2 separate regions of the Homo sapiens genome follow, and region 2 is linked to region 1. Evidence: read pairs that join two places in POLR2A ChIA-PET (ENCODE). Cell type or tissue: MCF 10A. All regions are shown on one strand. Each heading gives the region's core, and the rest is flanking DNA. Links, peaks and the distances in the headings are about the cores only. Region 1 has its middle 19 kb from the start of LINC01714. Region 2 overlaps LOC124903834 (a long non-coding RNA gene).

Region 1 (2,910 bases), core at 301-2,800:
TTTCTAGTGAATAGTTAAATGAACCAGAATAGGTTCATCAATAAAAGAGCTGACTAAAAGATATCATGATTACTTTTTCAAGAATGTGAAGGGTTTTTAATAGAAGGGTTTTTATATGCAAAACATATATTCTCCATGTCTATGGAGGTCTGAAAAAGACTTTTATTTATTTATTTATTTATTTATTTAGAGAAAGGGTCTGGACGGGGCATGGTGGCTTACCCTAGTAATCCCATTACTTTGGGAGACTGAGACAGAAGGATCACCTGAGCCCAGGAGTTCGAGACGAGCCTGGGCAATGTGGCAAGATCCTGTCTCTAAAAAATAAAAAATAAGATAATAAAATCAAGAGACAGGGTGTCACTCTGTCACCCAGGCTGGAGTGTAGTAGTGTGATCACGGCTTGCTGAAACCTTAACCTCTGGGCTCAAGTGATCCTCCCTTCTCAGCCCCACTGAGTAGCTGGGACTACAGGTATGCGCCACCACGCTTCACTAATTTTTTAATTTTTTGTAGAGGTTGGTGGGGGAGGTGCTTTCACTATGTTGCCCAGGCTGGTCTTGAACTCCTGGCCTCAAGTGATTATCCTGCCTTGGCCTCCCAAAGTGCTGGGATTACAGGCATGAGCCACAGCACCCACCCTAAGAAAAAGCTTTTAAATGAAATCACACTTCTGGCTGGGCGAGGTGGCTCACGCCTGTAATCCCAGCATTTTGGGAGGCCCAGGTGGGTGGATCATCTGAAGTCAGGAGACCAGCCTGGCCAACATGGTGAAACCCCGTCTCTATTAAAAATACAAAAATTAGCCAGGCATGGTGGTGCACGCCTGTAATCCCAGCTACTAGGGAGGCTGAGGCAGGAGAATTGCTTGAATCCGGGAGGCGGAGGTTGCAGTGAAAGAAAAGAAAGAAAAAAGAAATCACACTGCTTAGGGAAGATTTGGGGCCCACATGCATTGATCAATCTAAAGACATGTGGAGAGTTCAGGTTATTTTCCAGGCACTGTGTTAGGCAGTGGGAACAAATGAGCAAGTGGGAGCTATCCCTCGTCAGAGCCCCTGCCCCAGCCATGGGCACCCCACAGGCCTAGGGCCCAGCCATACCAAAATATCAGAGACCTAAAAAATTGTAGTGTGATTATTTTCTATTAAGTGTTTACTTAATAGAAAAACAACAACAAAAAACATCGCAGCTCTCCTGGCAAGATGGTGAAGGGGCAAGGCTGGAGTGACTCAGGGGCATCTTTCTCACCAGGACCTCACCACGTTGGAAATTGAGGTCCACCAACTTGCCTCCACTTTTTCACGAAGCCATCAGCAGACAAGCCATGATGAACTGGGCATGCTCATGGAAAATCCACAGCTGTGAAAGCTATTTCTGGAGTTCACACTGTCAAGTTCAAAAATGAACTGGAAACAACCACAGAATCCACCTTGGGTAGGCTGAGGCCAACATTTATAAATCTGATGACTCAAGTTGTCCTTGGCCAGAATGTGCTGCACCCTGTGGAAGCAGGACACCTGATGCCTTTCCTACATGCATTCCAGGGACCTAAGGGAACTTCAAACAAGTCAGAGGTGTTGCGTTTGTTGACTGTCCTGGCCGTGATGTTTTGAGCTACTATGCTAACAGGGCCGCATTGACAGATGCTGCTCTTCGTTGACAGCTGCTAATGAACTTTGTACTCAGCCTCAGACTTCTTCTGAACATCTAGTTGCCATAGACAAAAAGCCTAAACATATTTTTGTTCGACAAAAATAAGATTTTTAAAAAGATTTGCTGCTGGGCATGGTGGCTGACGTCTGTGATCCCAGCACTTTGGGAGGCTGAGGCAGGAGGATCACTTGAAGTCAGGAGTTCAAGACCAGCCTGGCCAACATGGTGAAACCCTGTTTCTACTAAAAATACAAAAATTAGCCATGCGTGGTGGCAGGCGCCTGTAATCCCAGCTACTTGGGAGGCTGAGGCAGGAGAATCGCTTGAACCCGGGAGGTGGAGATTGCAGTGAGCCAAGATCAGGCTGCTGCACTCCAGCCTGGGAGACAGAGTCTCACGAGACTGTCTTAAAAAATAAATAAATAAATAAATAAAAAGATTTGCCTTTTGTTTTTTAATCTTATATATTTGTTTACTTATTTATTTATTTGAGACAGGGTCTTGCTCTATTGCCCAGGCTGGAGTAGAGTGGGGTGATCACTCACTGCAGCCTCGACCTCCCTGGGCTAAAACAATCCTCCCACCTCAGCCTCTGGGGTTGCGAGGACTACAGGTGCAGGCCACCATGCCCAGCTATTTTTTTTTGGTAGAGACGGAGTTTTACCATGTTGCCCAGGCTGGTCTCGAACTCCTGGGCTCAAGCCATCCTCCCACCTCAGCCTCCCAAAGTGCTGGGATTACAGGTGTGAGCCACTATGCGTGGCTCTTATTTTATTTTTTATTGATATATAACAGGATATATAACAGGAGGCTGAGGTGGGAGGATTACCTGAGCCCAAGAGGTTCAGGCTATAGTGAGCTGTGATCACCCCACTGCACTCCAGCCTGGGTGACAGAGCAAGATCTTATCTTGAAAATAAATAAATAAATAAATAAATATATTTTTTAAAAAGAGGGTCTAGCTGGTGATAGTATTTGAAAATGGGTATTAAAATTGGGGAGGAGATTAAAGTCAGACCTGGTATTGTTCCGAAGGTAGTGAAGGAAAACTCATGTGTGAACCAATCTTTTCCAAAATTGTTTCACTTTTTGCAGAACACAATGACCTTCAGCATGCACCTCCAGGGAGTCTTATCGTAGTTGGAACAAAAATTGACCCAACATTGTGCTAACCTGACATAATGGTGGGGCAGGTGCTTGGTGCAGTTGGAGTTTTACCTGAGATCTTCACTGATACGGTTTGGGTCTCTGTCC
Region 2 (2,910 bases), core at 277-2,776, 180 kb before region 1:
ACCAAAACTGTTCAGAGAAAACTGTATCCATAAAACTGACTTTTTGCGATTACTAAATACATAGAATCATTTAAGTATCCAATTTGAGAAAAAAAATTACATGAGTAGAAGTCATCCACAGATGAGTAGTCCAGGTTTTAGAGGAAAAAAACTTTAAGTGAACATTTCAGTTGGGTAAATTCAGTTTCTCACTGAGAATCTTCTCAATCTCATCTTGCCAGATGACAAATGACTGTCTATTATTGTTAAGGTTTGTGGACTCTTACAAAAGGAACAGTCGAATTGATTCAGCATCAGCTAAGCATGGAAGAAAAAAAAATATGTAACTGTGAAAACAAAAACAAAACAGATTTCTGGCTGCTGTCCTCAGAAGCCTCCCGCACAGACGATGTTCCTGACAGGATCAACAAACGTCGCATTTCACTGTCCCACAGTGCAGCTTCGTCCATCAGCCACTGACTGGCATGGGCCAGGAGCAGTGTTGGTCTCGGTGACAGTGACTTCCTTGCCCTGCTCTGAATGAGTGTCCTTTCTGTGAAAGTAGGTCTCATGGTTCTAGGGCTGATCCCAGCGCCATCCCACAACATTTCAGTGTGCCCGACAGCGTGCCTGGCAAGCAGCGAGCTCCTGACAATTGGAAGCTGCTAATGCTGTTACAGACATCTGCAAGCAAGTCAGATCAGCCAGCTTCCATCACGTGAGACACCTTGGAGGACAAAGCCACATTGTGTGGAGGAAAACACACCACCATTCAGGCCCATCGTCATCCTGCTTTCTCCTATACTCAGTCTCCCACAGTGCCAGGTAGTTTTCTGCCTGTACTAAGAAGGGTGAATGGAAAGGTGAGATGTAAAAACAAACAAACAAACAAGGGCTCGAAATGTCTATGGGAAGATAAAATTGTAGCAGTGCTTTAGAAAACAAGAAGCGCATGATTAAATGGACTGTTGTTTTCTTTAGAATGCGGGTATTATCATTGGTATTGAGGTGACGCATTAGGACTTTGAGGTGCCTCCCCCACCCTGGCCTCTGCGCTGGCAGTGAGAACCCAGCCCGTGCTATCTTCACAGTTCTCAGCCCATGGAAGCACAGGCCACCTGGGCTCCTGCAAACACCAGACGTGTAATTAGAGGCTCCTGGGCTGGGATGATGTGGTGTGCAGACAAGTCTTATCACGCGTCTGAGCCGCTGTGGGTGCCTGGAGTTGCCTCTGCAGCCCGGAGCGGATGAGCGGAGGCTCCCGTGACTCACCCAACTGCAGGAACTGTCAACTGGCTTCTGCCCAGCCAAGAACTTTTATCAATCACTAAGTAGAGACACTGTGTACAAGGACACCGGTTCATCCAAGAACATCAGGACAGCCAGGAATTCAAAACACAAAACACAGCTTCCTGCATGTTGCACCCCAGGCGGCTCTGAGGCTCAGCCCAAGGAAGGTTTGGGGCTCGGGCCAGAAAGACACGATTCACTCTGACTTACACAAGAGGGGAGTGTACAAAAGTCATGCAGTCTCAGGGGAAGGCACTGGGCTAAACCCTCATGACTGTAAAATGAAGAAATAGGCATGAAGCATGACTAGGGTGTTTATTTGACGAGGACCCAGAGTTATGTCCAAGGAATGAAGGCGTTGCCTTTCTACAACAGAGCAAAATGTCAAGTTAACTGATAACATGTACATTCCTCAGGACTGGTCCCTCAGTGAGACAGCGTTTTTAGCGGGGAAAAAAAGAACAAATATAAGTGTTTTCCTGGATGCTGTTTTAGGGAGCTTGCTACAGGTTTACTTGCTTGCGGTTCCTGGTAGGTTTCAGGATTCCCAGGGTGAGAGGTGATGGGCCAAAGAGAGGCACGCTAAACTGATAGCCTGAGATCACAGCTTCCTTCCTTCCTTTCCTTCCTCCCTTCCTTCCTTTTCTTTTTTTTTTTTTGAGATGGAGTCTTGTTCTGTGGCCCAGGCTAGAGTGCAGTGGCGCGATCTTGGTTCACTGCGAACTCCGCCTCACGAGTTCAACTGCCTCAGCCTCCGAGTAGGTGGGATTACAGGCGCCCACCACTGCGCCCGGCTGATTTTTGTATTTTTAGTAGAGACGGGGTTTCACCATCTTGGCCAGGCTGGTCTCAAGATCCACCCGCCTCAGCCTCCCAAAGTGCTGGGATTACAGGCGTAAGCCACCGTGCCTGGCCTTCTTTTTCTTTTTCTTTTTTTTTTGAGACGGAGTCTTGCTCTGCTGCCCAGGCTAGAATGCAGTAGTGCGATCTCCGCTCACTGCAAACTTCGCCTCCCAGGTTCAAGCCATTCTCCTGCCTCAGCCTCCTGAGTAGCTGGGATTACAGGCATGCACTACCATGCTCGGCTAATTTTTGTATTTTTAGTAGACGGGATTTCACCATGTTGGTCAGGCTGGTCTCGAACTCCTAACCTCAAGTAATCTGCCCACCTTGGCTTCCCAAAGTGCAGGGATTACAGGCATGAGCCACCATGCCCAGCCCCCACAGCTCTCTCTCTAAGACAAGTGCAAACTAGTACCTGGAAAGGAGTCCTTTCTTTCCATTCCCGAGCCCCCTCCCCACACCAAAACCCCACCTGCTGCCATGTGGCGGGGACGCTGAGGAACACTGACTATCACAGAGCTGCCTTAATGTAAATGATTTCCTCAGGTGCAGAAAAACATACACACCAAGTATGGTTTGCCACTCTGAATTCTGGACAGATAACATGACGGCAGAAGTAAGCTTGTTTAAACACGCTCTAGTAATAGCTTCTTAGTGGCTGAGGTTAAAGCATAGTGAAATTTGATACATTCAGGTGAAAAGCAAACATGAAAATTTGCATCCTCCCAGCAATCAAATTACATTAGACATGGCTAAATCATGATTTCATGTAGTTAACAAGCAGTGAAGGGTGAGGCC

The links. ChIA-PET counts read pairs that join two places held together with the same protein. Peaks named below come from ENCODE experiments on the same cell type or tissue, not always from the same donor. Only the 100,000 strongest peaks of a DNase experiment are listed, where the experiment ranks them.
Region 2: POLR2A ChIA-PET joins it to region 1 with 5 read pairs; 8 of 35 experiments call an interaction of 5 or more read pairs at or near these places.

What each region holds. Positions count from the first base shown.
Region 1 is chr1:8,188,611-8,191,520 of GRCh38, forward strand. It overlaps the pseudogene EIF2S3P1. Among named protein-coding and RNA genes, the nearest start is that of LINC01714, 19 kb to the right of the region's middle. In MCF 10A, for the core only: no CTCF peak of the experiment used is centred there; a DNase peak (open chromatin) is centred at 1,501.
Region 2 is chr1:8,003,738-8,006,647 of GRCh38, forward strand. It overlaps LOC124903834 (a long non-coding RNA gene), which reads left to right. Exons shown (of 2, transcript XR_007065451.1): 2 at 251-2,910. Among named protein-coding and RNA genes, the nearest start is that of ERRFI1, 21 kb to the right of the region's middle. RefSeq lists a silencer at 1,032-1,326. In MCF 10A, for the core only: no CTCF peak of the experiment used is centred there; a DNase peak (open chromatin) is centred at 1,344.